Regions from separate parts of the Mus musculus genome. Here region 1 is linked to region 2. Evidence: chromatin loops called from intact Hi-C (ENCODE). Cell type or tissue: heart. All regions are shown on one strand. Links, peaks and the distances in the headings refer to the core of each region. The heading gives the core; the rest is flanking DNA.

Region 1 (16,705 bases), core at 2,926-10,925, 60 kb before region 2:
ACCACCAATCAAAGAGCATGCAGGGCCTGGACCTAGGTCTCCCACACATTTGGAGCCTTTGAGAAGCTTATTCTTCACGTGGGTCCCCTAACAATTGGAGCAGGGGCTGTCTCTGACTCTGTTGCCTGCCATTGGATCTCCTTCCCTACCTGGACTGCCTAGTTGGACCTCAGTGGGAGAGGATATACTTAGTCTTGCTGGAATTGGATGCCCTAGGGCAGGTGGTACCCAAGAATGGATTCCCCTTCTCTGAGGAGAAGGGGAGGGAGTAATGGGAGGAGGGATTTATAAGGGTGGAATTGGGAGAAGGGCAACAAGGGGGGAGGGGCTATGATGAGAAGTAAAGTGAAGAAAGAAAGAAAGAAAGAAAGAAAGAAAGGAAGGAAGGAAGAAAGAAAGAAAGCAAGCAAGCTTGGAAGTGAAAAGTGTAGAGGGCCTGGGAGAGGGTAGGAGGTGAAATCGGAGAAAGGAGCCAGCAGGGAGCCTTATAAGGCCTATAGGCTAGAACCTATGGCTTTATTCTGCTTTAGAAGCCAGTGGAGTCCTGGGATTCTATTATGTAGCTTATGGCTTATACTTCCCAAGTCTTTCACAGTGTTCCCAGGCATGCAATGCTGTGTCAATCTGTACTACTCAAGTTTACAGACCCTGGACAATCCTTTGGAGACAGGCTGTCACCGGAAGGACCAAGGATGGCAGGGTTCAGGAAAGTTCCATTTGTAAGAGTTGGTTTCTGCACAACAGAGGAACTTCTTCAGTCTATATGTACCTCTGTGGTCATGTGACACCCTACAAAAATTAAGAAGAGCAAGTGATGGCATCAGTGTCACCAGTGCCACTTCCTGAGAGTACACCAGATGGAAGGGATCAGATGAGACACCAATTTTTGGTCATGGGGAAGATTTTTGCGTGACTCCCAAAGGACTGGGTGACAGGTAGCTGGGGGTGAGTGTACACAGGGATGCATGAGTGAGTGTTAGTTTTGAGAACCCACTCAGACCTTTGGAATAGTACATCAGTGGATACAGAAACACCCCAACAGAGGGGAATGTGGTCAATATGGGCCACATCACCAATCACAACCAATCACACTGCCATTTCAAAAGTGGCAGAGAAAAGGGGATCATGTCTGTCTATGACTAGAAAGTACCCTCCAACTCTACCCATTCAGGTACAGTGGAGTAAAACTGGGCCTAAATAGCAGCAAGCCCTTTTGATTACTCTGTGGTCTCTTCCAAAGTTTTACTGCAGTGAACTTCTTCAAATAAAATAAGCTAAGAAACAAACTACGTGCTTCATGAAGTTACTAAGGAGTAAATGAGACAGACCATTTACCTCTAGAATTTTAAACAATGTCAGGTGCACTAACAAAGAATATTGCTTGTATCTTCATCCTTGATTTGTTTTTTGAAAGCCACAGAAATAAGGTAGTTTATATCTTTAATGCATTCATAGCAATTAACAGTACACCCTATGGGCTGAGTTTTATGGGGAGACAACAGGAAAAAAAATGGACTTCTTCCACTGATAGTCGTTTCCTGTCATAGCTTCACATAGAAGTACCTCTTGAGCCATTCCCAAATATAGGCTGAATCTTGACCAACAATGATTCATACTCCTAAATCTCTCCACCCCAGAAAACAAGTCAAGAATTAATTTTCATCCATTTTTGTTCAAATGGACTGAGCCATAAGTTCTCTGCAGCTTGAGAATCAAAGCCTGTCAGGATTCAGCCACCTCTGAAAGCTCACCTAGGCTGAGCAGATCTAGGCACAGCTGTAACATAAACATGTAGGGCAGAGGTCTGCATGCAGCTATGTGGACATAGCACAAGATTTAACCCCACAAAGAACAAACCACTAAAGTCATAGTTGATGCCGCCTTAGTTGGTCTCTCTGGCCTCCCTCAGGTCCCATAATTTCATAAAGGTAACCTCAGCCTGCGCTGTCTGTGGCATTTCTCAGCAGCTTTCATTTCTGAAATAACAGGGAAAATGGCTGAAAATGACACTAACATATTCTAATATGTGGATGCCCTTGTTTTGACTTGCTTTTACTGTAGCGATACTGTTTGTGTTTAAACAGTCAACAATGGAAATATTAATGGATGAAAAATGCTGTTTAATTAACTAGCTTTTATCAGACACCATGTCAACAGCTATATTTAGCAACTGCACTAATAGAGAAAGCTGCTGCAGAATTAGTCAGCACATCAGCCTGTTAAATAGCAAAGAGCGGAGGACGCCTTTTGTCTCCCCCATTGAACAAGAGACTGAAAAATGCATCTAATTTTAGCATTTCTAGAGCCGAATAAAAGATGTGAAACACAATCATCAGAAAAAATGTCACGCACAGCCTAAGTACACATTCATCAGAGAAGAAATGCCAAGACGATGGCAGCGTAAGAGGTCTGCCCAGAAGCGAGAATTCATCATCATGACTGAATTCTTTAAAATAACTTACCATTAAAAAAAAGCCCAAGGCTCCAGGTCCTAGGGAATAATACTGAATATTGAGTAGGTGGCAGGGATATTTTTTCCTAGACGTGATTTCAGCATTTAATGACATCATCAGTGTAATTGAAGGGAAAGATGAGAAAAATGAAAAGAAAAGGTTTCTTTCCAGGGTGAGCTTTGATCTCCTTGAAGGTCTTTTATTTTGAGAGCGAACAAGCAGGTGAATCTAGGGAGCAGAAAGGAGGAGATGGTGTGCATGCAGATCTCTTTGAATCTAGCCATCCTGACCAGACTGGAAATGTTTCTCTATGTTATGGAGACAAATTTCATATTTTAAAATAGAGCACCCAAAGAGGCTTGTGCTTTGATCAGGTGTGATCATGTATTTTAAGATTTTAGTATCTCAAGAATCTGGATTGGTGCAAAGAGTGCCCACAATAAGTATTGCCTGATTATGTGGTAGAGCCCTTGTCTACCCAATCAGCACAACAACAACAACAACAACAACAACAACAACAACAAAATGCTGAGGAAATAAACCAATGGTTTCATGATGAAACCATGGTGAAGTAGGCACATGCTGGACTCTCTCAGTACTGCTGCAGTGATCCATGAAGTCTTTTGAAATATATTTACAAGTCTGTAATTGTCAAATGATAGAGGGAAAATTTCACAGATCAAAATAGAGGAGCAGCTGGTGGTAGTGTTACAAGTCCGTGGGAGCCCTCCCCCCCCCTCCCCCCCCCGCCATGAGATGCCAGGGTCGAGCATCAGGCTTCCTACTCTTCCACACGCATACACACGCACACCCGGACCCGGATTGGGCCAGAATTGAGGGTTACACTTTTGTTGTTGTTAGATCCCCATCTATTTTGTGCCATATGGTATGGATGCTAGAACTGCTAAATCTTGTCAGGGAAAGCCATGTATGACCTGAGCTATTGGTAAACTGAGAGGCCAGAACTGAGGCCATCGAAAACCTACTTTCATGAACGTGGTCATGGACAGAAAAATCGCCAAAGAAACTTGATTCTCAATAAAGTGATTCACCCAGCTATGTATTGGGCTATACCTAGCTTTTATGGTTTTCTATGAATTTTGTTCATTGAGTTGGGCCTGCTTAATTTTGGTAAGCAATTTTTGCGACATTTTTTACAATGAAGTTTAAAATAAATTTAAAAGAAAAATAATATAAAACTATCCCAAAAATATTTATACATTTCGCAGGAATAAGGGAACTTGACAGGTTGTAGGGTACAAGATCAATATATAAAAATCATTTGTAATTCTGCACTGTATCACCAATTCAATACTGAAATTAAGAAAATAATTTCATCCGTATTAGAATAAATTACCTAGGAATAAATTTTACAATAGCATAAAATTTGTACTCACAAATTGTCCAAAGAAGGTTTAATCAAAAATGAAATTTCTCTCCTGTTGGGAGGAGGGAGATGCTGAAGCCTGGTACCAGCCAGAGAGAAACTTGCCTCACAGGAAGAGATCTCACATAGTTCTAACAACTTATCAGACCACCGTAAAGGACAGACTGGAGCCTAGAAAATATGGAGTCAGTGATGGAAGGGAGTACACATTGGCCAGGGCTGCTTGGTTATACACATTGCTCGCCTTTTATTTAAACCACAATCTCAGAGACAAACACGGGGTAACCAGACCTCTTTCTTAGTGGCTATATCAACTCAATCTCCCTTTTCGGCCTTTAGTATTACTTGTTCCTTGTACTTTCATATGGGAAGATGGGTTTGACCATAACTTGTTGGGAATGACAAATCCCAGGATTTGTCCCTAAAATCTCTAGTAACACAGATATTAGGATATATATATATATATATCTCCTAATAGCTAGCCTAATGCTAAAATAAAAGTTTAATTTTAATATATGTACATTTTTGCAAAGAAATATAGCAATAAACCAGACATGATGCCAGATAACTATTTTCTAAGCCTTGGGAAACGAAGGCAGAGTGATTAGAAGTGCAAGGTTATCCTCAGCTACATAGTGAGCTAGAAGCCCACCTAAGCTGCCCAAAATAAATAAATAGATAAATAAATAAATAAATAAATTAATTAATGACATACATGTCTGGCAGAGGAGGGAGGATAGCATGAACCTGAAAGTGGTTTTCCCAGGGCGTCTCCACTGCACCCAAAGGTGTGCTGACTGCTGGAATTTCTCCTAATATGGGAAACTTGACTGAATAATTTATGCTAGTGAGAAAAAGCATGAATACAGTCTCCCTACTAAAAAAAAGTCTGTGCTAGATGATCAAATCAGAGTTAACATGCAAAGCATGAGTTAGATTAGGTCAAACCTCTGTTGTAGAAGAGAATGGAGATATGAATTTAAGGAGGCAATACAGAGAACACTGTAAAATACTCAACTGTAAAAGAAGTTGATGGCCTATATTTATGTGCCTGATGCTGAGTATAGTATTTAGTAAATAGCTATAGCATTTAGATTCAACTGGATAGCCACAATAACATGATGTAACCACATTACTATAGAATATAAATATTTACAATAAAAATAAATTATTGTTTGTTGATATTTGAGAATGGAAGATTTCTATATATCAATTTATACTATATAGGGAAGGATACTCAGGCTGCCAAATTTATTGTAGGAGGCATACCATCAAAAATGTTTATAGACACATGAGTTTATATATTTCCCTGGACCTCAAAACCAACAGAAGGCCACACTGACACCTGAGCCCATGTCTGCAAACATTGCTCTGCTATTCTATCTATGGATGATAATTTTGATTATTCTTCTTAGTTTAGAAATAGCTTATGTGGTTGTTCTAGATTAGCAAGGCCTTGTCCTTGGGGCCAAGCTCTGTACACTGATGAGTAAAATTCATCACTTTCCTTCTAGGAGCTGGAGACTTTATAGGGGAGATAAACTGTCTTTACAATGTGACATAAGATTAGCTCAATAGGGGCAAGAGGTCTTGATGACAACTTCCGTTGTCATCTGTGGAGAATGGGAGAGATTACTTTGGATTGCGTTGTCACAGAAGAATTTCAGCAGATTATTTGTAAAATGGGTAGAATTTAGACTGCTGAAGAAAAGAGAGATGATGCTGAGAGTTTATTTGTCCACATACCTATCCATTTACTCATCAAAGAAACATTAGCTTAAAATGGAGTAATAAGTGTAATTAAATGGGCCTTTTAAAATATCCTGTTTTGGAAGAAATAAACTGTATAAAAACATTTGTGAGACATCTAAGGAATTCTGAAACCTAACTATTTGTTGATGGCAAGGGAGTGTTTTTTTTTTTTTTTTTTTTAGTTAATTCCTGTTACATGTGATAATATTGTATGAGGAGTCTTTATCTTTTACCAATGTGTACTGGACTATTTTTTATGGAATAATATTTTGCATTTCATTTTAAATAGCCCAATGTGTATGTGTAGTTTGGAGGGAATGGGTAGAGGGAGACTAAACAAAAGAAACAAATCATATGTTAAAGAAAGTGTTTGATGCATGGCAGTTTATTGTACTAGTTTCTCTCTTTTTATTGCCTCCAAGAAATACCTTTAAAAGAACGTCCAGATTCCAAGAAACTGGAGGGAGATATAAGTGGGAAGGACATGTTCCAGTGCCTCTCCTTTCATGGTAGAAATAGCACATGAACTTGCTTGGTACGTCAGCATTATCTGTTATGCTAAATGGCATGGTTCATGTGCTATGGGATCAATGGACTCTGTGTGGGATTCTCAGGGGCAGCTTGGAATAGGAAGGGAGGCTTTACTAGTTCAGAAGGAGAATTTTTTTTAATTAGGTATTTAGCTCATTTACATTTCCAATGCTATCCCAAAAGTCCCCCATATCCACCCACCCCCACTCCCCTACCCACCCACTCCCCCTTTTTGGCCCTGGTGTTCCCCTGTACTGGGGCATATAAAGTTTGCAAGTCCAATGGGCCTCTCTTTCCAGTGATGGCTGACTAGGCCATCTTTTGATATATATGCAGCTAGAGTCAAGAGCTCCGGGGTACTGGTTAGTTCATAATGTTGTTCCACCTATAGGGTTGCAGATCCCTTTAGCTCCTTGGGTACTTTCTCTAGCTCCTCCATTGGGAGCCCTGTGATCCATCCATTAGCTGACTGTGAGCATCCACTTCTGTGTTTGCTAGGCCCCGGCATAGTCTCACAAGAGACAGCTACATCTGGGTCCTTTCAATAAAATCTTGCTAGTGTATGCAATGGTGTCAGCGTTTGGATGCTGATTATGGGATGGATCCCAGGATATGGCAGTCTCTACATGGTCCATCCTTTCATCTCAGCTCCAAACTTTGTCTCTGTAACTCCTTCCATGGGTGTTTTGTTCCCAAATCTAAGGAGGGGCATAGTGTCCACACTTCAGGCTTCATTCTTCTTGAGTTTCATGTGTTTAGCAAATTATATCTTATATCTTGGGTATCCTAGGTTTTGGGCTAATATCCACTTATCAGTGAGTACATATTGTGTGAGTTTCTTTGTGAATGTGTTACCTCACTCAGGATGATGCCCTCCAGGTCCATCCATTTGGCTAGGAATTTCATAAATTCATTCTTTTTAATAGCTGAGTAGTACTCCATTGTGTAGATGTACCACATTTTCTGTATCCATTCCTCTGTTGAGGGGCATCTAGGTTCTTTCCAGCAGAAGGAGAATTTAACCAGACTTTGGAATTTATTGGATGGGGAATCAAAAGAAGTGGATTTTTTTTTTTTTTTTTTTTACTTTGAACACTGACATAGCAACCTCAGAGACAGGAAACAGAAGAGAAATTGGTTGGGATGGAGATCGACACAGAGTAGTTCAACTCTGAATCTCCAGAGGCTGAGCTACTCCTGAAATGTAGAGGTGGTGAAGATTTCACACAAACGGCTTTAGGCAGGATGAACTTCAGTGACTACAACACGGGGAGGGAACCGTGCAGTCTCCATCCAGGTAGATGCAGCTCCCTCCGCACAGGCTCTGAGCGGAAAGGATGGTTGGCCTCAGTGGTAGGTAGATGCACTCACTGAGCTCATGCTGCCCTCCACCATTATCATGAGGCTTGATGAACCTCAAATGGACCAAGTGTTTTAGGTCTGAAGGTCTCTCGTGGAAGGGGATCTGGATGCATGGGCACTTTAAGAAAACAAATCACTGACCTGAAATAAGTAGCCATATAGAATTGCCGTGGTAAAAGTGATGAGCACTCTTCTTTTGTTGTTTTGGAGTTACAGTTTATTGGTTGGGATTGTGGGCTCGAAAGCTCCCTGTTTTATTTTTAAATCCTGACTCTACAGTTTCTTTGCCTCAGTCTATTCCTCTGTAAGGTGGGGAACATAATATCTAATATGAAACTACATCAGATGATGAATATAAACTGTGCTAATTCTTGTTACTTTCTTTCTCTCTCCCTCTTTCTCTCTCCTGCTCACAATGCAGGGCTCATGCTAACGCTGGGCTATCTTTTTAGCCCTCTCTCTAACAATACTTTTTGAAAAGAAGGCAAAGGATTGATAGTTTTGTGTATTAAATGCTCCATATTTCCATTTCTAAGAGGACTCAACGTTCTATTGAAATTGAATATCTGTAATGAGCATAGTAAGAAATGCCTTTTAGACATGTAAAATTAGCTTAGTCAGGATCCCCACAACATCCAAGGCTGCTCCTGATAACCAGAACTCAATGACATCACTCACTCAAGATAACCAGACGTACTCCTACCCCTCTCCACCCCCATGACGCCCACTGGACAGAATATAGGCAGAGACCAAGAGCAAGGCTCTACTCTGCACATCTGGAGAGACACCACCTTGATCTGTCCTGTGGCTGTAGAGTCTACCCACTATCCTGATTCTTGATTTAGAGACTTCTTTTAGTGACTGGAGCTGACCTTCAGGGGAGCACCTTTGGGGAGATAGGCTTAGGACTGTAGTTAGGAATTTAGAGTGTGAACATTGTATAATGACCTCAGCATAAGAAAATATACCTTTTCTTATACTACCTACATGTATTTAACGTCTTGCTCAAATAATATTCCTTTCCTCATGTCTATTATATTCCTCAACCAAAAAAATCCAAGCATACTCAGATCTGAGATTAGACTACCTGAATTTATCCTTTTGTGTGTGTGAGTGTGTGAGTGTGTGTCTCTGTGTGTGAATCTTCACATTAGATGATTACAAAAATGTTCTAAAACAAACTCACCCCTTGAACAACTCCTTTCCTTCTACTTATTCAGCAACACCACCACAGTTCTATATATTTTAACTGAAACAGTGTGTTTCTGTGACCTCCAAAAGTTGAATTCCAATGCAAGAAAGTGACCAGCTAGAGGGAGAACAGGGCTGGCCTTGCTTGTGCAGCTTTAGTTAGGGTGATGGGAGAGGTGGGGCACAGCTCACATCAGGTGCCCAAGACTTCCTGGGAGGTAAGACAGGAAGCAAGAAAGACAGGCAGGAATGTGTGGAACGGAGTTGGTGGGGGTTGAAGGAGGAAAGAAAGAAGGTTAAAGAAGTGAAAGGAAAGAAAGGGACAATTTCTACCAATTGGGCAATGGAAGGTTCCTTAAGAAAGGGTCTGTACTTTCCTGTCAGATTCTAAAGATACTTGTGCCCTTCCCTTTGGCTAGTTGATTGTGAAATAATCACAATGGTCCCAGGAATCTCCTGCTGGGCAACGAGAAAGGTTGAAGGAAGAACCTGCTTGCCAAGGAGAGATTTCACACAGTATTGACTACTACAATCAGGACTTCCTTGTGGGACAGACTGGAGTCTAGTGGCGCGTCAGTTTCCAGATCATACCCAACTTGGCCAACACTGCTCAGCTACACATACTTCTGGCTCTCTATTCAATCCTAATCCTCATGTTACATGGATTTGGGAGTCACTAGACCTTCATTTGTTCTTCTCAATGTGGCTCCATAGAATAAATTGTCTTCCTTTCTCCACTTTTTACTATCACTTGGGACTTGAATTGGCAGAGCAGAAACAGGTGGTGGAGCCGACCTTGTTAGGCCTGCCAGAGCCCAGGCTTTGATCTGAGAATCTCCAGTAACTGGCTCTCTGTCCAGAGCCACCCAGAGCTTTTGCACTGAGTGCTCTTGGCTGTTTCTTTCTGGTTGAGCCCAGGGCTGGTATGCAGGGGAGCTGCTTGAAGTGGTGCTAATTGTTCCAGGCCTTCCCATGATGGCCTGGGGCGGATCAGTCTCCTTTCCTAAGAAATGTGTGGGGAGACTTTTTTTGCAAATCCAGAAATACCAGACCTCAGTGAGCCTAAGGGCTCAGAAAGAGAAAAGAGGCGTAGGCTCTGGGTAGCAAGATAGAGAAAGGAATTTTGCAAGTAGCTATTGGGTCGGGTAAAAGAGGCCATCACTTGAATTTTGAAGCTGGAGGGGGGGGGACGGGGGGACGAGCTAACAGCAGTGTTTAGACCTTTTGCTTGGTTTAAATACACAGCTGCTCCGCCTCATCTGCTTCCACATAAAGGGCTGATTCTCCCCTCTCCTAGCTGGCCTTCATGTTTTTAAATCAAGACTTTGGATTCCTTTAATGAACCTCTCTCCTGACTCACTAGACATTCTAAGTACTGACTATTCTCACCTTTCAAAGTTTTCCTCGACCCTACTCCTTCCTTCTGGTCCTTTTCGGGTCCTCTTTAAAAGGAAAAAAAAAAAAGCAGGTTTCTCTAGTTCACCTGCAATTCCTTCAACCCTCTTCTAACCAAGTCCTTCTACTTCCCTCCACTGACATGGTGGGATTCTCCTGGCTTCCTTGCCTCTGCTCCTTCTGTTTGGAAAGTTATCCCTTGGTTCTTTACACCCACTGCTTTTATACCATGCAAGGCTTAGATTAAATACTACCTTCTTTCTCGCATTATTTATACACCCTTTTATCCTGCAGTTTATCCCACTGTGTTTATTTTCTCACTTGCTCATAATCTGTCTTCTTCCACCAATAAAGCCGAGTGTGTGCACAACTGTGCTGTATCTACAGCATTTGGCACAGTACTGGGCACATGCTGAGGGCTCACTGAACTGAACTAGGGAAAGAACGACGGAGTCAGTCACTATGTGAAGCTCTGCTGTGAGAGCTTTAGGAATGATGGAAAGCCCTCTGAATAAAGGCTCTTTTCGTTCTGTCCAGCTTGTTATTAAGGGGAGAGGTCGTCGGTGGGTCTTTCAGTGTGGTGGGAACCAAGAGATCTGCAATCACTGGCTGTACTGGGCTGTGCAGGTCAGCGAGGCCCCTGGAGAGGCTAGAGGCCACCTTGGCTGTCTCTCTTTGTTGCTCCCACCTCCCGGGCTCTGGCCGTGGCTGCCTGCAGTGACTCGTGACTCCCCAGCAGCCAGCGAAGGCCTGAGCCCGCGAGGGAGGGGGGCGGTGGGCGCCCCTGGCCCGCCCTCCGCGTGCCCTTCGGACGCTTGCAGGGGGTGCTCCGGGAAGCCGCGCCACCGCGGGCTCGCGGCCACCTCTCGCGCGCACTGTGCGCGCCTAGCCAGCGGCTTGGCCTCTCCCGAGGCGGGGCCCACGCAGCCGCGCCCCCTTCCCGCGCTTGCCCGACTGGGCTCCCGCGCGCGAGCGCGATCTGCCCGCACCGCAGCCCCTCGCACCACGGGCAGAGCCCAGGCGGACGCGCGCTCCGCCCTACCCCTCCCCGCCCCGAGTGGGCTGCGCCCGCCCCCGCTCCCGCCCCCGCCCCCGCCCCCGCGCGTGCTCCCTCCTCCCTCCCTCCCACCCTCTTGCGCCCCTCCCCGTGCGCCCCTCCCGCGCCCTACATCCACCGCCCGGCCGAGGGGGCTCAGTCCTGTGCTGCCGCTGTCGCCGCTGCGCTTTGGTCTCGGAGCTGGCAGCGGCCGCCGGTGCCGCCTAGACAGCTGCGCGGGTGAGCATCCCCAGACAGTAAGCCCGCTTTCCCTCCGCGAGTGTGTGTGTGTGTGTGTGTGTGTGCGCGCGCGTGTGTGTGCGTGTGTGTGTGTGTGTGTGTGTGTGTGTGTGCGTGTGCGTGTGTGTGTGTGTGTGTGTGCGCACGCCTCCGGCGTCCCCGGGGAGCCGCAGCTCGTGCTCCGTGGCCGCTACTCCGGGGCTGCGCGGACCTGCTGGGCTTGGGTACCTGCGGCCTCCGGCCTCCGCTGCCTCGCCCACGTTGGGGGCTGAGGAACCTGGGGCTCCAAGGTCCCTTAGGGTGCGTGCCTAAGCCTCCTCCCCAGGGCTTTCGCTCCCCTGGGGGCCGGGATGCAGGGGGGCGGCTTTGGGTGTTTCCTCTGCAAGGATGGAGGGTGGGAGTAAAAAGAGGGGGCTTTTGGTTTTCTCACCCAGGATGGCGGGCAGTGGGGGTTGGGCGAGGTGGGAACACCTTTGGTTTTTGTTTTTGGTTTTTTTTTTTTCTTTTTCTTTTTAAAGGATAGCTAACAGCAGTTGAGAAGAGCAGGGGATGATGATGACGATGGGGGGGGGGCTTCATTGGTTTTTACATTAAGGATGGCGCCTGTTGGGCAGGGGAGGAAGGTGAAACCTGCCTTGGTTCTTGGAGATGTTGAGGGAACTGCTGTGCTCCCTTTGGGGATGCTGGGGAGGAGGCAGTGGGAGGACTGGAGTGCAAGGAGAATGGTGATGGAGGGAGAAGGCTGGTCGTGGTTCTGCTCTCTGAGGGGGAATGGCAGTGATATGGGGGATGGGGGTGGGAGAGGGGACTGGATTTCAGCTTCAGCATGGAGGCAAGTGGAAGGTTCTAGCACTTAGGTTGAGCCTTGGTTGAGCCTTGGCAAAGTGGGTTAGGTAGACTGCTGGGTGTGACCTTTCAATTTCAGAAAGCTTAAAATTCCCACTAGATGCAGTTCTGGGCTCCTGGGAAGAGGTTTCTGCTTCTCAAGTTCCCATTGCTTAGTCTTCCACAACTGGTAGAGGTTTGAATGAGAAAGGCCAAGGGAAACAGTGAATGTGCTGTGTATTTTCTGCATTTGGGCCTTTCAAGTTTCTTGGGTTCATTCTGATTACAACGACACCTCCCCCCCCCCCCCCGCCATACACACACACACACAAACACACACACACACACAACTAGGGTAGCACATTGGGAACAGGAGACAAGAAAGTGTATGAATGTGATTTCAGATTTGGTTTTGGGATTTCCTGAAGGGCAAGAGTTCTGTCGTAGAAATGCAGCAAGAGTGGAACACATGTCTTTGCTGGAAGTCCTCTGTTCTCTTCATTTAAATGATGCCATCGGGACTATCTGAGCCTCTTTTGATTTGAATTTGGACTAGATCCAGTTTTCCTAATTGGAGCTATCATTTTGTAATTGCTTGTAATTCTCCATGTTATCAAATGTATTGCGAGTTTAGAGAATACTGGGAATATTTTTGTTATCTTGATTAAGGCCGTTTAAATATAAATATAATGTTCCTTGGAAATGAGAATGTTTACAGAGTAGCACAAGTTTAAATTATGGGCCACGTGGAATTGGATAAGGAGTTCTCATCCTTGCCCATCCCCAGGAACAGGCTACTCCCCATTCCTCACATTTGAAAAGGATTGGGGTTGGTAATTTTGTCTTTGGAAATGCGTGCCCATATTTTCTTAAGAATATGCATTAAAAAGCAATGGGCCTTAAATGTGCTAGGAATATAATGCTTCCCTGTTTCCGTTACATAAGGTTCCAATCTAGTCTACCTTCACTCTTTTAAAACATTTATTTACCATTTTTAAGGGCAAATAGAATCTTTATGCAACAGGGAATTTGTTAGATAGGCCAAGGTTTGTACAATGCACTACAGAGTAAGTGCACATTTTACTACTACCGTATAGAATCTGTAACCATATATGGCTTCTGAAATTCTAGGCTTCCATTCCATGATTTAATCTTTTTGGAGAAGGAAAACATTTTTAAAGCAAGTCTAGATTGGGGGATGAAATTTTGAATGTGCAGATTGGTAAAATACCTCTTATATGAGTTCTTTGGAGATGATTTAATATATAGTAAATTAATGGATCACCTCAATAAGATACTGACTTTGTTTATTGCAAATGTTAATACATAAGTGGGTCTACAGGATTAAGAAAAATGTATTTGCTTATGCTGTTGTATACTATTCTACATTTCTGTGGTGTGTATTCTGCCCCAGTGCAACAGTGAGACAGAACCGATTTTCACAATCTAAGTTTAGCCTGGTGTTTTTTGTCTGAGGAATAATGCTGAAGGTGGTGAAAAGGAACAGTATGTTGGTGGGAAAATGGGCCTTAAGTTGCTCTCTAAACAAAAGGAGCAAAGGGAGTCTTTTACTTGGCTTTTTGAGAACCTGTTGTAAGATGGGAGGAAAAAAAGATGAAGAACTTTCAGAAACGAACAGGACAATGAAGTAATTGTTTTAAATCTTAGAGAGTTCACTCTGTTATCTTTTTTTTAAAAGTAACTTGTCAATTGAACTTTTGCGTGAGAAACTCACCACCCTCGCACCTTCGGTTTGAAGAATTATTTATTCATTTGCTGTAGTCTTGGAGATGGAACCCAGGGCCTCCTGTGTGGAGCAGGCGCCTTTATCATAGGGCTATGTCCCTAGCCCAAGTTTAGCCATTAAAAACAAATAATTTGTTGAAGGCACGGCAGCTAATCTCCTGAGGCTTTGCCCTGTTTTCCTAATCTCTTCCTCCTGGTTCTCCTCTTCCCTCACCCCTCCTTTGACTCCCACCCCCTAGTGCCAGAAACATTGGCTTTTATAACCTTGTGGGAGTTGAACAAATGTTCCTGCTTGCTTGAACTTTAGTCGTTATCTCGTTGGCTGCTTTCCTTAACTTTTGTCTGCCCTTTTTTTTTTTTTTTTTTTTTTTTTGTTAACTGAACTATCCAGTTGTTTGGATTTGGGATAAAAGGGAGAATATTGTAATTATTTTTTCTTAAGAGATTTTTTTTTCTTTTAGCTCCTGTTGAACAGAGCAGGAAAAAAAAAGGTTTCTCCCTGCCCCCCCTTGTCTCTCTGCCTCTGCCCCCCTCTCTGCTTCCACCCCTCTGCCAGGACAGTGCGTAATTAAGCAAAATATATGACCATTCCTTTCTCCAACAAACATTTACAGAGTCACTGTGGTGGTGGTGGTGGGGCTCTTGTACCCAGATCCTGAGTATGTAAGAAATGGCTCCTGTTGTTTCTGATTTGATTAAGAAAAGAAAAGTGTAGACAGTTAATCTGTTGTAAATAATTAAAAGATGCCTAGTCTCTTAGATAGCCACAGAGCAACTGTGAAGACAATAAACATTCTTCAGGCCTACAAACAGTGAAATAATTTCTTTGTGGTGACTTTGCTTGGGACATACTTTTTCATTTGGGGAATACAAATAGATTCGGATTCAACTAGTCTTCTTGAAAGTATTTGCAAAATTGACATCTTTATTAAGCCTTTATAGACTTTGTTGTCTGAAGACTACATAGCAGTCACATGATTTTGAATATCATAAGTAATTTGAGCGATTTAAAGTATATGGGAAAATATGTGTAGGTTATATGTGAATACTGTATCATTTTACATGGACGACTTGACCATCTGTGCCTTTTGTTATCTATAGGTAGGTTCTGCAACCAGTCTCCAACTCTCAATCTTCTTGCCTCTGCCTTCTTATTGCCACTGCTCCCATCTTTCTCCTTTTTCTTTAGTTAATATAATTGTATGTATTTATGGGGTACAACATAGACCACTGATACATATATATGCAATATGTGAAGGTATTTTCTATAGATTAAATGCAATTTACAGGATTCATAGATGTTTAAATTCACCTTTCTCATTTTCTTTTCTTGAGACAGGTTCTCACTGTGTAGCTGTGGCTGACCTGGAGCTCACTCTGTAGATCGGCTGGCCCAAACACACAGAGATCCACCTGACTCTGCCTCTAAGTGCTAGGATTAAAGACATGGCTAAATTTATCTTTCCATTATTGTATAGATTATTGGAACGTGGATGAGCAGCCTCCCTTCCTGTAATTTAGATTTAAAACATTTTCTGATGGCAAATTGAGGCCCCATTGATCAATTTTGATTTATAGTTAGACATGGGTGATGGAGTCCAGAAGAGGTCTAGTATTTAATTCTAGCTTGATAAGCATTTGATCTTTCTCAGGATACCCTCTGAGATCTTGGAGGATCCTTCTGTTTGTGGAATGTGCTAGAATAGTAGTTTTCATCCCCAGGGAATTTGCCACACAGGGTTCACCGGACAATGCCCAGTAGATCTTTTTTTTTTCTTTTTTTTTTGCTAGATGCACTTCCTGGAATCTAGTCACTAGAGGCCAGGGATGTTGCTTAAATATCCTAGAACCTACAGGGCAGCAACCCCAGCATAGATGTGTCCAGCCTGAAGTCTCAGTAATGCCGATGCTGATGTAATTTCCTCTGCTAACACAGGAACACATAATTCCAGGAGAGGAAAGGACAATAGCAGTGTGCTCATGTGACCCTGTAGAGTACTTGGCTGAGCTCATTTGATTAGACTTCAAAGTGGCTAGTTCCTGCCCACCAAACTGAATAATTAGAATAACAGCTTGTGTTTATGGCCCTCTGTTCCAGGTACTTGCATACATTACATATTTCTCTTCTTTGGTAAAGGAGGAACCAGGTTCAGAGAGGGGATATAAGTTGCCTTGGGTCTCACTGCTGGTTAGCCCTTGGAAGTGAAGAAAAAAATCTTCTGAAATTTATTGTCTCCCTTGTGGTGGGCATCATTCAAAAATATTAACCAGCACAATTTTTAAATGCTATTCAAGTTCATTAGTATATGTAGACTTTCTTATTTGCAAGTTCTTTATAATAAAAATAGAGTATGGTATTGGAAAAATAAAAATTGCTGTATGTCCTAAGTACCATTGAGCTTGCTTGACATTAATTGAAGCCAGGGATGATAAATTTGGCCAGGCTTGGAAAGAGGGCAGTGGAGAACAGGGAACAGGGAACTAACTTTAATTATTTCTACCTTGTTTCAGGAAGTATGCTAGTTTGGTTGACACAGCCTACCTAGTTTGATCCTCTTACTTAGTTCTACAGAGTCGTGCATGCTTCCTAGTTTGAGTTTGGGGCCAGGCCTGGGGTTGCACCCCTTTAATCCTAGCACTTATGAGACAGAGGTAGGCAGAACTTGGAGTTTCAGGCTAGCCTTGTTAGGGCTATATAGAGAAACCTTGTCATGAAAACAATAAAAACACAAAGCACAACAACCAAAAAGAGTTTGCAGACCGAAGAGTTGATAAGAGACAGAGTTG
Region 2 (16,705 bases), core at 4,902-12,901:
GGGGAACTTTTGGGATAGCATTGGAAATGTAAATGAGGAAAATACCTAATAAAAAAATTTTAAAAAAGATAGTGGTTGCTAAGTATCTAGCCCAGGGCCTGTCCCTCAGTGAGCGCCTGATCCCTTCCTGGAGTTCATAACCAAAGCCATTTTTTAGATTCTAGATGGGACTGTGTTTTGGAGGATTAATTAACACATTTGGCTTGTCTTAATATATTCCTCAAACACATAGCTTTTGAGTGCTTCCTGGGAGCTCAGTTGATTCTAAATGAGACCATAACACAGATCCGAGGAAAGAATGAGAAAAACATACAAGCCAAGAAGTCACTCTGATGCCTGCTTTTAGAAGGGCTGTAGAACTGAAGGAACATCATCAGATGGGAAAACTAGCAGGGAGAGGGTGGTAGCAAGACGCACCCATTAGAACTGCGTGGTTAGAGACTTTCTCTTAGAGTGTCTTGGAGTGAAGACAACGTGAGGAGAGGAACAGCTGGGGGAAGCGTTGGGCAGAGAGGTACAGAGGACAGCAAGGAAGCCAGTGAGGTTGTAGCCAGGGCAGAGAAAAGGTCCTTTGAGGCTTTTCTTAGAACCGGTTCACAATCTCCAGTGTCCAGCCAATGATGTCACGTGGAGCTACTATATGTATGATGATTGATATCTTTATTCATGTTTTTATCATTGTCTGTAGCAGCAAAGATTGACAGTCCCTATTGTAGATGTAGGAATGGATACCATTCTGTTCTGTTTGATGCTGGAGTTAGAGTGCCATGGTTGCTCCGTGTTTTAGTGATCTGCTATTTGCCGGTACATATCCAGGAAGACATTAAATGTCTATAATGCCTTAAGGCTCTCACTGTAATGTTTTCCTTTAATTACACTGGTAGCAAAAGTCCATCTCCTATTGTTACTTTCATCATTAGCAGGACAAATATGCATTATTTATAGGTCCAAAGGCAGGCTCCTGTGGCATATAAAGTAAATTAATAAGGATGGCTCAGCATTAAGCTATGTCAGAGCTGAGTCCAATTTTATTCCGGTCCAGGGATGACTTTCTATGTGGCCTTTCTGGCTCTGAAGCTAATTTGGATGCTGAGTAGCCCCACAGGTATTTATATGTAGCGTTTGGTATTTTTACTGGGCCCTATTCTTCTCCCTTGGATCACCTAAAATGGTTAAGAATTTTCTAGTGGGATTAAGGTTGTGATCTCAGGGGAGGGGTGGGACATCTGCTCTTGGTTATTTTTGTGTGAGCTGCTTCCCCTTAAATGTATGTTCACAAATGAGCCAAAGCGTTATCATCTGGGGTTGAGGGAAGACAGGTCTGGGTGCCGCTCCTGAACTTGGCCTCTGAGCCATGGCTTCTCAAAGACACTCAGGTAAAAACCTCCCTGTTATTTCTCTTATCTAGAGGACAGTTGTTTCAGGCCAATGAATCTGTCATTGGTCTAGAAGATAATTTGGGATGGGGTGATTTTAGTGCTGTGTAAATGGTAAGTAAATCCTGGCTGCTGTCTGTTTCGTTCTTGTTCTGTTTTAATGATGAGATGAAAGTGTTCTCCCTCAAGTAAACTTAGATGCTAAATTTATTGATTAGTATTGTTTTATACCTTATTTTACATTTCAGGATGTCTTGGGAAACTTAGATATAATGTGATATGAGGAATGAAGTTTGATTTTGTTGTTTGGTCTGGGTTGTTAGGAAATTTTGGGGTCATTCATCTCTACAGTACTTGAAGTCTAACGTAAGGCATTTAGGGAAAGGGAAATTGAGTATGGAGAGGGAAGGAGGATTATATTTGTAACTAAAGTATCCATAAATGACTTAAGATGTCTTCCTTTTTTCCAAACAATATTCTTAATTTTTCTAAAGAATCAGTTATGTGTCTTTTTGTCATGGAAAACATAGTATTTGTTATTCTTAGCTGAAAATGTTTCCTGTCCCTTAAAAACCATGAGTGAGGGTTTCCTCGTGTTTTATAGCCTGGCATTAGGGATCCTTTCGGCCCTAAACAAGATGCCTATGAGATAGGGGCTGGAGGCTGGAAGCCCAGTGCTGTGAAACTATTGCACTGTCTGTGTCACTGCCTAAAGCCAAGAGTGGAGCTGTTTTTCTGCTGCCCTCGGCTCCTCTGCTTGGCGCTGGGGGAGACAGATGGGCAGAAACCAAACACTTGCTCCTGTCTCCCAAATTTCAGGTTATGGGACAAAGTTACTACTGATGGTAGTCTTTTTATTTATTTATTTTTATTTTTTTATGTTTGGAAGTTTGATGTTTGAAACTTGGGATTGCCTGTTGATATTATTGACAATAGAAATAGCTTTTGAAGAAATTCCTTTTTCAGTATGTCCAAGCACATGTAGAGCGGTGGAGTTGCCCACTTAAGTAATACACACTCCTTGCATTGTTTCTGTGTTTAAAAGCTGTTTGATGATTTTTCTATAACCCTCAGAGATTGTTTTACCAATATGGATTGGTACCACATGTCTGAGGTGGTGATTATCTGCCAACCCATCAGCTGGACCAGTTTCCCTAATGGGCCTTGACTCCACATCAACTGGTAGATTAGTTACAATTGGATTATCTAAAAATATTACCTAAGCTCTTAGGTGATAACAAAAACAATAATGATAATGATAATAATAAAATAACAAAAATTGTTAGAACAGTTTTAATACTTATTATATGATTTTTATAAATTAAGAACTAACAGTGTGCTTTGTGGTAAGTTCATTGGTCCATAGAAGCAGAGAAGAACTACTTTCATAGAGGAGAGAGAAGCCCTCACAGAAGGAAACTCAGTGTTGTTCTGAAATGGGCTTTGGTTGAGCAACAGGAAGGCTCAGGTCTTTGGATTTGAACTCATTTTTTCGTAGCCATCCACACAAACGGGACATTTTAAGGGCAAAGGTGTATACTTTCAGCATTAAACATTTTTTGTCTGAAAAAACCCCATCAATTTAATTTCTGTTACTCTTTGGCTTTTCAAGTCAAGGTCCATGAATAGAGTGTAGAGAGAATTCAGATTATTTTTTATTATCCTGCAGTTACTAGTTCTCTTCACAGGCCAACGAACTATCTCATACACCTGCTACCCCCTCCCTTTTTTTGTTTTTCGACACAGGTTTTACTGTGTAGCCCTGGATGTCCTGGAACTCACTCTTGTGGACCAGGCTGGCCTGGAATTGAGAGATACACCTGCCTCTGCCTGCCAAGTGCCCACTGCCCCTCCCTCCTTTTAATGCTAAAAATGGAAACTAAGAGTTGGGAGAAGAGGAGAGGAATTGAAGAGAAGTGCCTTCTTAAAATCCCAGACAGACAGAGTGGTATTAGTTCACAGCTTTGTCCGATGGAAGAATAAACGCAGATATGGTTTCATTTAATAATCACATATGCAGCCCTTCTTACACTAGACATGAACTAAAATGGTGTTATCTGTGCATCAGTGACTCAAAAGAGCTTTAATTTTTTTTAACAAATTGTGGCATTCTAGAGACATTGCCAGTAACATTGGATCATTGTGTTCATTTTATATTTTTAAGCAATAATAATGATAATAATAATAATAAAAAACTCTTGCTGAATTTTCTACAAAATTTTCAGCTCTGACTCATAAGTTCCATTTCCCCGAGACTATTTAGGTGTTTATTCCCAAATGTCTGACAACACCCCCAGGTGTGTGTTAGCGTGTCTGTCACACAAGTGTCCTATTCATCAGCTGAGCTTCTATTTGTTGAATGTTCTGAGGAGTGCACTATGTCCTTTTCTCTGGAAGCCAACATTTATTGCTATGGCACCGATGTGTTGCACTGAGCAATGAGCTGGCTTTTGTTTTCCCTCTGGGTGGTGTTCAGTGTTTGCTTGGTTAGAGCAGTCAGGCAAAGCACACAGAGAAAGAAGGGTGCCTAGATAGAGCACCCACTTTCTTCTGAAAAGTTCATTTGAACCACTTGGTTTGAGGGACAAATGAATATTATTAGCAAGAAAGACTTTAGAAAGTATATGAAACCCCAAACAAGACTTTATGACATACAAATCTTCTTTAACAGGTGTACACTAAGAAAAGTGCTTGAGTTAGTGAATATGCAGTTGCTCTTTGTTTCTAAGTATTAGTTGGATATGTATATGATTCAGTGTGAAGCTAGGTCATTTTTCTCTTGTGTGTATACACATCTGTGTGAGACTGCTTAAGTGTGTGTGTACATGTATGTACATGTGTGTATATGTGTATATGTCCCCATACGTGCATATGTGTGCTTATAGAAAGGCCAGTAGTCAGTGTTGGGTGTTTTCGGTTGTTTATTTTTGGAGGCAGGGTCTCTCACTGAACGTGGAGTTCAGCTTGGCTGGCTGGCTAGGACAAGATTCAGGCTCACACCAGTCCACCTTCCTTTTTTATGTGGGTTCTGGGGAGCCAAAGTCAGGTCCTCATGTTCACACAAGCATTCAACTGAGAGATCCACCCCTCCACTCTCTAAATTCTGTTTTTGAGATACTGATGTTTCTATAAGCACCTTTTGGCATGCTGGATATAAATTAAGTTCGTTCATTCTCTCTCTCTCTCTCTCTCTCTCTCTCTCTCTCTCTCTCTGTCTCTCTCTCTCTCTCTCTCTCTCTGGAGGGGGAAGCATACTTATTAAATGAACAATGATGTTTCCTGAGAAAAGTCAGGCTGACACCATAGAATGGCTAGGTAACATTTGATCACCTAGCTAGATTTTAACTGTATTAAGCTAAGCATCCAGAATTACTTTCCTTAAACATATTTGTACCAAAGATATCTTAGAAAAATCAGATGACAGTTCACATGACAGAGAGGTATTGTTTAGATGTGGGGACCTTAGGATAACGGGAGGTGAATTTTAAAATCAGGACATAGTATTTTGTTTTTAAACTCAGGACCTAGTATCAGGTTCATTTACCTGTAAACGTAGGAAAGAATTTGGTTCATGAAAGAGAAAAAAAAAGTTCTCCCGAAAGGAAAGCCAGTATTGCCTAGAAATAGAGGCTCAGATCATTGGACCAGAATCCATTCCGAGCGCCTGTCCACACACTGAAGTTTTAGAAGGTCAGTGGGGATGACCGTTTCCCATCTGCCTGCCAGTAGGGCACAGTGAATAATTTCTATATATAAGGTCCTGAACTAGGTTCCTGGGCTTCCATTATGGTGGCAGAGACATCACTTCCATGTACAAATGAAGGCTACGCTGAGATTAAAATTCATTAAAGAAGGTGCCCTCAGACACAGTGTCTCCAGAAGAAGCAATAAGGGAAGCGGCAGTGTCAGTGCATGTAGCAGTATTTCCATTTCATGGTAGATGACCTTTCCAAGTTAAAAACCATTGTAGGTCAAAGCAAAGGTGTCTAGAAATTTGTGGGGTGTAAAAGGTTGAACATTTCATGTACTTAAAAATTGCTAAAGGAGTAGATTTCTTTCTTAAGGGAGAAATGCTGAAGAGCATGACACTCAGCAAGAGTAGAGAGCCCACCAAGGAGGTTGGTTCCTTCTTCTCTCTGCTGATTTCTAATGAAGGCGAGGGGTAAACCACCAGCTTCTCCTCTCCCATATGACTCCATCTTCCTTGGCACCCACCACTTAGAACATGTATTCTCCTTTAGGAACCTTTGTGCCAATACTGTTGTTTGTCCTTAGCACCTGATGTTAATTCCTGTGAATGTTTTTGTCTTGAAAAAGTACCTATATTTTATGTGAGGTTTTGGTGCAGTGACTATCTCACCAGAAGCAATATATTACTCCAGTTTTGTATGTAGTAAAGCATATGCTATAAGGCTTTGCAATCGTTTTGTACCAAATAATCATATAGTTAGAAAAAATGAGAGGTTGGATAATTTAGGTTGCCCAAAGTTTCACTTAGATTTTTTTGCTAAATAAAGTTAATGTATTTAACATTACTACATACTTTAAGTATTTCCAAATTGTTTGTGCATTTGAGGAGGAATCCAACATTCCTAGACGTGCCTATTTTATCTTGATTAATAGTTGTTTCCACACATAGAAATGACTTGAGTCAACTGTTAAAAATCAGTCCTAAAATAGTCCCTTTGAAATCCATCTTCTCCAGCTGCATACAGAGTCTGGCCTCAAGTATATTGTGGTGGGGAATCTGAGGTGATCCTCATTTCTCCTGCTTTTAAAATAGAAAAATATAGCCAGGTGGTGGTGGCACACACCTTTAATCCCAGTACTCTGGAGACAGAGGCCAGCCTATTCTACAGACAAGTTCCAAGGCAGCTAAGGTTATAAATCCTGTCTTAACAACAAAACAACAAAAAACAAGCAAGCAAACAAACAAAAAAATCCTAAAAAGATGGACAGCCAAAAGCCAAAACTTAAAAGCACTGAGATTTGAGGACAATTTTGCTAGTACCATTAACTTGGAGTTGGCTCATTTCATGTGTCTTTGGCGTGCTTTAGAAACCTGTGTTAAAGGAATGAACAGGAGGTGTGTATTTTCATTGATGGATATTTCTAATACACTTTGGTATAGGCATGTCTATACCAACCTGCAGACTACATGCATCCCAGGATAGCTATAAGTGTGACTCTGCACATTTGTGCATCAAAGCACCATGTCACATTGTCAAAAGGCTGGAACCTTGCTCTTAGGCTTGGCAGGTATCTGTCTGGTACTCTGAATCGTAATGTAAACTAGCCTTTTCTTAAAAACCTCTAGATACCAGCTCATGCCTGTAAAAATCTCAACATGTAGGAGGTCTAAGTAGAAGGTTTACTACAAGTTCATGACCAGTCTTGGCTACAGCATTAGACTTTGTCTAAAAGCAAAGTCAAGACAAAACCACTAGATACCTATAAATGAAATTTGCTGTGTTTTCTAGCATTTTATTTCTTTTTGTGTGACCCAGCACCTATTTTAACCATAAAGGGAGTGCCCAGCAATACCAAAAGGTAGGACTCCTTTTAGGTGGGAATCAGTACAGTTCTTAAATAGAAAAATATTTAGAATCCATTACGGCTTTTCTAGACATTAAGAGAGTGATAGTAAACAAGAAATAGACAACTCAGTAAGGGAGAATGTTTGCTTTTCAAATATGGATGATGGAATTGCTGGGCTGCACAAATTCTGTTTCCTTGCCATTGGCACTTAGAGTCACTGATCATTTGAGTTCCTTGTACTTAGTCTTTTGTTTTATTTAGTTTATGGTTTAAAAGATTAAAGGATTAAAACCAGGGACTCATGCATGTTAAACAGAGATCCTGCCCTTTTATCCCCAGCCTTTTAAAACTTAGAAAAAAAATCACAAGGTGGCGGTTTGATTCAGTTGCAAAGGCTAGCTTTGAATTCCCTCTATAGAGCAGATAGGCCTTGAACCTCCATCCTTCTGTATAATCCCCCTGAGGAGCAGGGATTACAGGTCTGTACCACCGGACTGACCTGGCCCCTACCTGGCTGGCATCTAAAGAATCAGTTGGGTTTTCAAATGAGGTCTTAGAAAGAAAGCCCATCTTTGTTGATGTACACAACCATTGTACAATTTCCACATGGCAGAAGAAAACAAATGGGAGAGACCAGTTCAAACAGATGGAAAGGGGTTTCCCACAGGCAGTCATGGCCACGGGTACTTGTGCCTGTAAGCCACAAGAAGTTGGAACAGATGCCTCAAAGTTACTTGGTAACTCAAGAAAATCGACTGGGCTTCCTTGTGTGTGTGTAGTTTGTGTTTACCTCTATACACAAGGGAACATGGCTGGGGATTTTAGAGAAAAGCCCAAGCAAGAGCGATTCTCTCATTTTCCCTATTGACTTGACAGCGATACAACTGTGCCAAGCAAAGGTCGTTATACAAAAATGTCCCTCATTTACTTCTTGTGTCACTTCTCTGACATGAGGGGCCTGGGTAGTGGATGTGTCAGTGGACTTTGTGTTTGTTCCATGGCCCCACCTTCCCTTGCGGAGAGAGACTGGCATAAGAGACTGACAGTCCAAGTGAGAGTTCACCAGCCTCAGCCCAAGCGCGTTCCCAGACAAAGGGTGTGGTTTCCTTAGCTCACTCTGCTATTTGGTTGCCTATGGCAGCAGAATCCAAACAACTTGGACATGTGGTTGCATTTAAAAAAAAAAAAAAAACCTGGGAATAGAACCCAAAGCAGGAGTTTGGGGCCATTCAGTTGGTGGAAGAGCTGCGGTGAGTACAGACAGGCAACTGCTCATTTCTCTCCCCATTCTTTCTCTAAAGTACATGCAGGATGAATAGTTTCAGTTCAAATGGTTTCAGTTCTTGTGTTTCTAACACAAATTAAATAATTGCTGTCTATTTGCTTATGCAAATTCCTTTTCTAATGGGAGAAGAAAAATTAGCATATGTGTGAAGAAATTGGGAACTAATAGAAACCCTTCCTGGTGGCAGGATTCTCTAGAAAAAAAAATGGTTTGGCAAAGGGACTGGCAGCAGAAGACCTTAGCAGGGCTGTGGGAGTCTGTAGGCTTGTTACTTACAGCTGTCTGGGGCCACAGCTGGGATGCTGGTGGGGAGCGAAAGGAGTTTGATCATATGAGGGAGGAGGAGGTTCTTGGAATGGCGACTTTAGCCCTTTGCAAAAGTCAGTTTTCCAGATTATACTTAAAACTTTTTTTTTTTTTTTTTTTTTTTGCTGTTTAGAGCAGCAGATATGACAAAAGGTAATACTTGCATAGCTAGGCCAGCCCTCACTGTCTGGATCTGAGAGAGATTTGATTTTGATGTGTCACAAAACTCTACTTCACTGTGACAAATCCTTCATAATTGCAGAATGAGCCTGTTGGCCAAACTTCAGCCACCAAGAAAATATCTGGGACAAAACTGTCTGGGCTCTTTCCAAGGACTGAAGCTGCTTCTGTCCACTTAAACATTTGAAACAAGTTCATGAGGGCTGCATGGGTGCCTGGGGGTAATGACTTAGCTGTTAAGTTTCTGTTCGGATGACTAGAACTGTATAGACAGGAAGGAAGTGAGACCACCCGAACATATTTGCCCCCACCCTAAAAGGTGACAGAATATGAGGTCAAAACTGGCAGGGAGGCTTCTGGCTGGCTGTGTGGTGGGCCCCTGCTGTGCCCCATTCTTTTGAAGTGTCGGTGCAAGGCAGTAGAACATGGCATAGACCAGTGGATGCACGCAGTACACCTGCCCTGCCCAATAGTCTTTTTTTCCTGCTCCACCTTACCCTCCCATTCCCCTTTCCATTCTTGGTTACTTTTCAACCCTGGATGAATCTCCCAGAATCCCTCTGTGTGGTGACCTTAGCCTAAGGTCTGGCCCACTTGTCCTCTGAGTCAGCAGCGTGATTTCTGACATGTCCCTAGGGAATTACTGGCCCCTTTACATGTGATACTTAGAGTTCAAATCAGAGGCCTTTTCTTCCTGGGAGCCATAGTGAAGTATCTGTTGCTGTGACACTTGGTAATTAGCCAGGCTTAAATGGAAGCTGGACCCTGAGGACTCAGGGTTTTCCTAGCTACTTGACAACAGTGCCCTGGGACCTCCAGGGCTGTCTATGGCAGAGTGTCCTTGTGTTTCCCTTACTCATTTGTCCTGCTTGCTTGTCCCTACAGGTCCCTCCAGCTATAAGGTGGGCACCATGTCGGAGAAGTTCGACTGTCACTACTGCAGGGACCCCTTGCAGGGGAAGAAGTACGTGCAGAAGGATGGCCGTCACTGCTGCCTGAAGTGCTTTGACAAGTTCTGCGCCAACACCTGCGTGGACTGCCGCAAGCCCATAAGCGCTGATGCCAAGGTAACTGTTGTTGCTGATGGGGAAACGGGACCGGCTGGGTGGGCTTCAGGTGTATTCCTGCAGCCTTGCCAGCAACGCTGCCAATTTGAATTCTCATCACAGCAGCCTTAAGTACTTGAGGCAGGTGCTTCTGATGTCCCTAGCTTAAAAAAATCTATAATATGGACATTGGACTCGATGGCCTGCTAAGGCACTGCCAGCTCTTTCATAGTATAGGTTTAATGGCCTTTAGCCGAAAAGCTTAGCAATAGAAGTGTTTAATTTTGGATTTCTTATTTTATAATACTTCTACATATTTAATGAAGGGTACTAAAATGATACTCAAGTCTAAACACAAAATTCATTTACATTTCATATATACATAGCCTGAAGGTGATTTTATATAGAGTTTTTGTCTTTCAAATTAAATATAATTCTATCATTTTTCCCCTTTCCCTTTTTTTCCTCCATCCTAATTTGGGCATCCTCCAGTTCCCGCATGCTTTCTCTCAAGTTCACAGCCTCTGGCCTCCTTTCCCTTTACTGTCTGTGGAATGTCATTTCTGTGCTCTAGCTGACGGGACTGGAAGGGTCTTACTTTTCCCAGGGACACAGAATAAACTGTGTGTTGTGCTTTGACACTGTGACCGTGACCTGGCCCACGAGATCAGATGTGTCCTTTTCTCCTTGTGAGATCTGTCTGTTAACCCGTTTACGCTTGAGATTCCGGAGCCTTTTGGATTTCAGGCTTGGGCTGGGGGCTCTCCCCCCTCCTCTTATGTACTTTGGGAACTGTGAGGCTTTCGTCTTCACTCCAGTGCTACTCTTCCTGTTACTCCTAAAAGCACTCAGCACAGGGCATCCCCACATGGAGGGGGCTGACATTGGCGTGAGTAGTTACCTGGCCCTGGAGAACCTGGTCTCTGATGGTAAGGCTACTGCCACTGGCCCCAGTGCCCCTCACAGTGGCCACCCTGCTCTGCTTGATGTCCAGGAGGTGCATTATAAGAATCGCTACTGGCACGACAACTGCTTCCGCTGTGCCAAGTGCCTTCACCCCTTGGCCAGTGAGACCTTTGTGTCCAAGGATGGCAAGATCCTGTGCAACAAGTGCGCTACTCGGGAGGACTCCCCCAGGTGCAAAGGGTGCTTCAAGGCCATTGTGGCAGGTACTGGCCCCCTCCCACCCTGAAGGCAGACATGCTGTGTGCTTGCTTGTCATGGTGGGGCTAACTTTGCTGTGAGCTGCTTTGAGATTTTAGCATATATATGTACACATATACATACGTGTATGTATGCGTACATATATATGCTCGCACACACGCACACACTCGGAGACTAACGAGCACTGGAGAGAACAGTCTGTGGCCAGAGAATGAAGTGAGAAGTATGTAGCATTTCCTCCTTTGGGCGTAGTAAGTGATCCATGCATGCTTCTTCCTCAGGCGTTTTTGGGTTAGGCAGACCCGTAGTGAAACTTATTAAGTCATTGCAATGGTGGAAGTGGGGCGTGGGGCTTCAGGTACCTCTCCTAAATGGTCCTGCCAGGATCCCCACCTGTGACAGAGCCCGGGGTTGGCATGACTGCAAGTAGCACTCAGATAGGATGAGGCCACTGACTGCAGGGCCCTGCATCCCCTCACCTCTGGGGGTGGGCTGGGGAGCTGAGTGGATGCAGCCCCCTGCAGAGCCTGGCAGTGGGGCTATCACATTGTTTCCCCCTGCAGGAGACCAGAACGTGGAGTACAAGGGCACCGTCTGGCATAAAGACTGCTTCACCTGCAGCAACTGCAAGCAAGTCATTGGGACCGGAAGCTTCTTCCCGAAAGGGGAGGACTTCTACTGTGTGACTTGCCATGAGACCAAGTTCGCCAAACATTGCGTGAAGTGCAACAAGGTATGTTGTGGTAGGTTTGCATCAAGTGCTGTTTCCCTGGAGGTTGGCAGTTTGCAGAGCACTTGCACACACATTATCTCATTCCATCTTCATGATAGCCCTGTGACGTAGGAATTATTGTGCCCATTTTACAGACGAGGAGCCGAGGCTTAGAAAGCAGTGCCACAGCTGATTGTCTGTGTCTCTCTATTCTGAGCCGGCAGCCCTGGCTCTGGAGGCCTGTGGCCTCCACTTTATTCCTTTCCAAAGAGGCGCACCTTGTCTAGGCCTTGGTCTCCTCATCTGTAAATTGGGGATAATAATAGCACCTTCCTCCCATGGCTGTAGTGCTAATGAAATGAGATACTGTATCCCGAAGCATCCAGCACAGTGCCTGGTTGTTGAATCTGAATCCCGGTGCTACACTCCCTGGTCTAGGCCATCACATCTGGAGGAATCACTTACCAGGATCAGCCCTGGCATGCCGAGTGCTTTGTGTGTGTTACCTGCTCTAAGAAGCTGGCTGGGCAGCGTTTCACCGCTGTGGAGGACCAGTATTACTGCGTGGATTGCTACAAGAACTTTGTGGCCAAGAAGTGTGCTGGATGCAAGAACCCCATCACTGGTAGGCTAAAGAGTCCTTGCTAAGTCTGCCAGGCTAGGTTTTGCGCATGGTAACCATCTCTCATTTTCCTGGCGTCGGTTCCATCCACAAAAGGCCTTAGACAATGTCCTTCTACCCCTACCATTGTGGCCCTAAAGGCCTCTCCAAATAGTTTGGATTGTCTCCCAGGCCAGGTTAACCCTTGCAATGCAGAGCACTTCCTGACTACTGTTGACCAACTAACCATGCCAGGAGTTCACAAACCTGAAATCACGGCAGTGCACAGGGGTGAAGGGTGTGGGGCAAGAGGAAACAGGTGGGAGGAGCTAGTGGGGGTGGGTGGGTGTTAAGAGGGAATGGGGAGGGTTAGGGAGGCTGGAAAGCTATAACCTGGCTTTATACCACCCCATAATGGAAGGCTAGAGCAGAGGGGTCTGCTAGCAGGGTCATTTTTATTTAATTTTAATTTTCTTGTGATCATAAGCAAAGCTAATCACTTCATTCCTCATCTTGCGGCCGCGATCCACGTGCCCTGAGCCCTTTCCCAATTTTCCCATCTCCCTGGGGAGCCTTGAAATGTACATTTGAGAAGACTTTTGCCATCCTCAGGGAAAAGGACTGTGTCAAGAGTGAGCCACCCAGTCTCTAAAGCTAGGAAGTCCCCAGTGTGCCACGGGAAACGCTTGCCTCTCACCCTGTTTCCCAGCGCCAACCTCCGGGGCAGGCATCCGGGTGGAGAGAGGACTTGTCCCTCGTGGGTGGTGGTTCTTTATAGAAAAAATCGAAGCTTAGCAGCTCCTCGAGGCCCGGTAAGTGTACACCCTACAAACAGCCCAAGGTTGCCTCCTGGTGGCCACTTTGATGTCATGGCCCTGACTTATAAAGACTTGTTATGCTGGGAGGTCGGTGTTCGTCACAGAGCTATAGTGGTGGTGGTATGGGAACAGGGGTTCTTTAAATCAAGGAAGCCATTAGCTGAGCTCTGGCATCTTTTCAGGTCCTTGACAGCCATAGAAGGGTTGCGGCGGCGCGGGGGACAGTGGCGGCGCGGGGGACAATGCGCGGTCGAGTAGAGGGGAGCAGAGAGCCCGGCAGACACTGACTGTGTGCCTGTCGGCTCTATGAACGGGCAAGTTGTCATTTTATCTCTGACTCCTGGCTTCCTCATCGGTCTTCATTCAGCTGTCTTTCTGTTTTCTTGTGTTTTCCCACAGGGTTTGGTAAAGGCTCCAGTGTGGTGGCCTATGAAGGACAATCCTGGCACGACTACTGCTTCCACTGCAAAAAATGCTCCGTGAATCTGGCCAACAAGCGCTTTGTATTTCATAATGAGCAGGTGTATTGCCCTGACTGTGCCAAAAAGCTGTAACTTGACAGGGGCTCCTGTCCTGTAAAATGGCATTGGAACCATTCTTTGTGTCCTTTGCTCCCTCCCTCCCTCTGTACCATCCATAGGGCAAGAGTGGGCTTTCACCTCTTTAAAGTTGCTCTTTCCGTCTTTTCTCCCATTTTACAGTATTAATCAACGAAGGACACACAGTGATCATATTAAGATTTAGCAAAGAGCAACCTTGCAGCAAAAATAATTTCTCTGTTGCTGCACTGGAAAAACAAAACCTTAGACTGACTCTTCTGCATGTTTCTCATAGAGCAGAAAAGTGCTAACCATGTAGCCACTTCACGATGTAAACGAGAAGCATAGGCGATAAAGCTCCCACTGAGACACCTTTGGGGCTCAGTCTGGATGCGCTGTGCGGTCACGTGACTGCGGTGTAAGAGTTGCAGCGGCTGCTCCAACTCCCTTCTCGCCTTCTCTGGGCAGTTAAGAACTTGCCAGAATGCATGGTTTAACTTCCTTATCAAAACTCTGACCTTCCTTCTGTTCTTTTGTGCTTTCACACGACTAACACAGATTTCCAGAGAATTAACATTTTGAACTTTGTTGTAATTCTCAAGTGACTTTTCCCCCATACTAACATTTGACTCCCTTACGTGGCGTGTTCTCTGAGCGTTCCTACTTTAAAGCATGGAACACACAGGTGATTTGAAGCATCTAAGCAGATCTGAGAAAACGAGCCTGTTTCAGAACAAACTCACCACAGTGACTACTTCGGAAGCTTAACAAGACTAACTCTCCTGTCCTTTTTAATTTTTTTTTTTAAATTTTGTTTTAATGAGTAGTAAAATAGTTTATGGGTTTGGAAACTTGCATGACAATATTTGAGCCTCCTCAAACGTTCCTGCAGTTTTGAGATTCATCCTGTAGACATGACAAAAACTCTAGAGCCGCAGCTGAGCAGGCACAGGGCTGTCATCAAAGTAGGGACAAGGTGAAGTCCTTGTAACATAACCGTTGTCTGCTCTTTGTCTGCATCCAGGAAGAGTGCAAAGTCCCTTTGCTTGTGATTCTTAGAACTTTCCCTCCAGAATTGCAGTTAGACTCTGGGGCTGTCGGAGGTGGTCGTCATCCTTCACAGGCAGGACTGGGTTTTCACCCCCTTCTCTGAAACGCAGGATTGCCTCCTTAACTGTACTCTCCATTTTATTACATATATAACGAGCCAATATCAAAGTAAAGATGTAATGAAAACACACACTCATATATTACTGTAGGAGTGGTTATAGATGCCAACACCTCATTTCCATATTTGTCATTAGCTGTTTCCATCTACTGTTTGATTGTATCCTTACAAAAATAAAGCAGCATAGAAAGAGCACGCCTCCTGTCTTTTTATTCTGCCCAAGGAAGCATGAGAATGTAATAGACTGCTACTCCAGAAACTTGGGGACCTTGCTCCTGACTTCAAGGAAATAGTTAACTGCAATGTACAAAGCTGTAGGACCACTCTGGTCCAGTTTTCAAAACAAAAACCGCTTCAGGGTGTTTCCTGGATTTTCATGTCCTACAAAAGGCAAGAACTTACAATTCTTGCTTGAGCAGGATGGGTAGGAAGGGAATCCCAAATAGGGCCGCTTGAGGAGGCATTATGATTCTTCTTCCCTCTATTCCGTTCCCATTGGCTCTCTGGAGCCCAGGACTCCTGTGTTGTATCATCACCCCGTCCTCCCTACCTTGACCTGGCTTGTGCTTTGAGCCCAAGTCTTATGTTGAGAGACAGGGAAGAGCAGGCTGGCCTGAGATAATGCGCAACCCACGAAGTCAGAACACCTGCAGCTCATATTCTTACCCACACCCTTTCTCTGCCCCAGGGGTTAAGAGGGCCCAGGGAGCCACTGGCAATGGGTGCCTGCTCTGCTCACTTTCTGGGCCCAGCCCTTCCTCCCACAGGACGTTCCTAAGGCCTCGGGCACTTTGCTAAGCTACATTTCAGTTAAAGGTGGGTTGTGGGGGTGGCAAAGCGTTAGGCTACCACAAGCCCCTGGTAAATTTTTTTAAAATGTTCTTTTTAGTGGATGTCAGAATCTTGAGAAATAATGGGGTCTCCTGTTCAACCGAAACATAGCCCATCTGGGACAAGAGTTGAAACTTGTCAGAATCTACCTCAAGCCTTCTTCTTGTGCTGACAATTGAGAATGTGGACCATCCCCTCTGGTGTGTCTCTTTTTAGAGAAATTACCTGTGGAAACACCTTTAAACCAGTGAAGAGCATACATGTAGGTTTCTGAGGCCATGCCTCTGCACCACAGCAGCCAAAGAAAAGCTACGCTGGGGCCTGGAGAGATGGCTTAGCGGTTAAGAGCACTGGATGCTCTTTCAGAAGTCCTGAGTTCAGTTCCCTGCAACCACATGGTGGCTCACAACCATCTGTACTGGGATCTGGTGCCCTCTTCTGGTGCGTAATCATAAATAAAAAATGTAATTAAAAAAAAAGTAAGAAAGAAAAGCTACACTGCCTAAAATACCCAAACCCATCTCTTCCACTTAGTCCACAGTCTGCAACATAACAGCCTTCCATCCCCAAGAAACAGATCCACCAGGCATCTGTCTCTGCAGTTGCTTGCCCCTAACACTGATCTTAAGAAGCAAACAGGTCCTACACACTGGGTCTAATCTCACTACAAATGCTGGGCCCACTTTCCAGATAAGAATAGCACAAGTTCAGAGAGATCAAGCTTGCTATGAGCTTATTACACAGCTCATAGAAGAGAGGTCATTTTGGCCATATTATTACTATATCGGATTATGATACCGCATTATCACAGAAATGGACATACCATAAGGAAAGTCGTCAGGGTAGCCACTAGTTTTAGAAGACACCCATTTATTGCATGACAGCTCAGGAGAAATGAGGTTACATATCAAGTCACTACACTATCAGCAGAGAAGCATCACTGAAACAAGGACATAATAACTTACGGCTAACAGGGTGAGGGCTCAAGCAAGCTTGCCTGGGTTCACATCCTGGGCAGGTGACAATTCACCAAGCTTGTTTCTTCATTCTTAAAATGAGAATGAATCATTTCAAAATGAGTGCATATGGCACAGTCATAAGAGAGCTTTAGTGGGGCAACTGGTAGCAGGGAAACGTGCAA

Evidence for each region. Peaks named below come from ENCODE experiments on the same cell type or tissue, not always from the same donor. Only the 100,000 strongest peaks of a DNase experiment are listed, where the experiment ranks them.
Region 1: it touches region 2 in a loop (4-fold over the local background); 2 of 42 quality-filtered maps call a loop at or near these places.

Annotation. Positions count from the first base shown.
Region 1 is chrX:56,720,522-56,737,226 of GRCm38, forward strand. It overlaps Gm36289 (a long non-coding RNA gene), which reads right to left and starts at 3,087. Exons shown (of 3, transcript XR_386935.2): 1 at 2,463-3,087; 2 at 648-789. Gm26312 (a small nuclear RNA gene) reads left to right here and starts at 4,552; the gene lies at 4,552-4,714. Fhl1 (four and a half LIM domains 1) reads left to right here and starts at 11,240. Exons shown (of 7, transcript NM_010211.3): 1 at 11,240-11,347. In heart, for the core only: no CTCF peak of the experiment used is centred there; a DNase peak (open chromatin) is centred at 10,840; H3K4me3 peaks cover 573 bases; H3K27ac peaks cover 1,555 bases; H3K27me3 peaks cover 222 bases.
Region 2 is chrX:56,778,419-56,795,123 of GRCm38, forward strand. It overlaps Fhl1 (four and a half LIM domains 1), which reads left to right. Exons shown (of 7, transcript NM_010211.3): 3 at 9,571-9,752; 4 at 10,726-10,900; 5 at 11,459-11,628; 6 at 12,046-12,232; 7 at 13,426-14,928. The coding sequence starts at 9,597. The coding sequence ends at 13,580. It also overlaps a transcript of Map7d3 not described here. Among named protein-coding and RNA genes, the nearest start is that of Map7d3, 36 kb to the right of the region's middle. In heart, for the core only: no CTCF peak of the experiment used is centred there; a DNase peak (open chromatin) is centred at 7,993.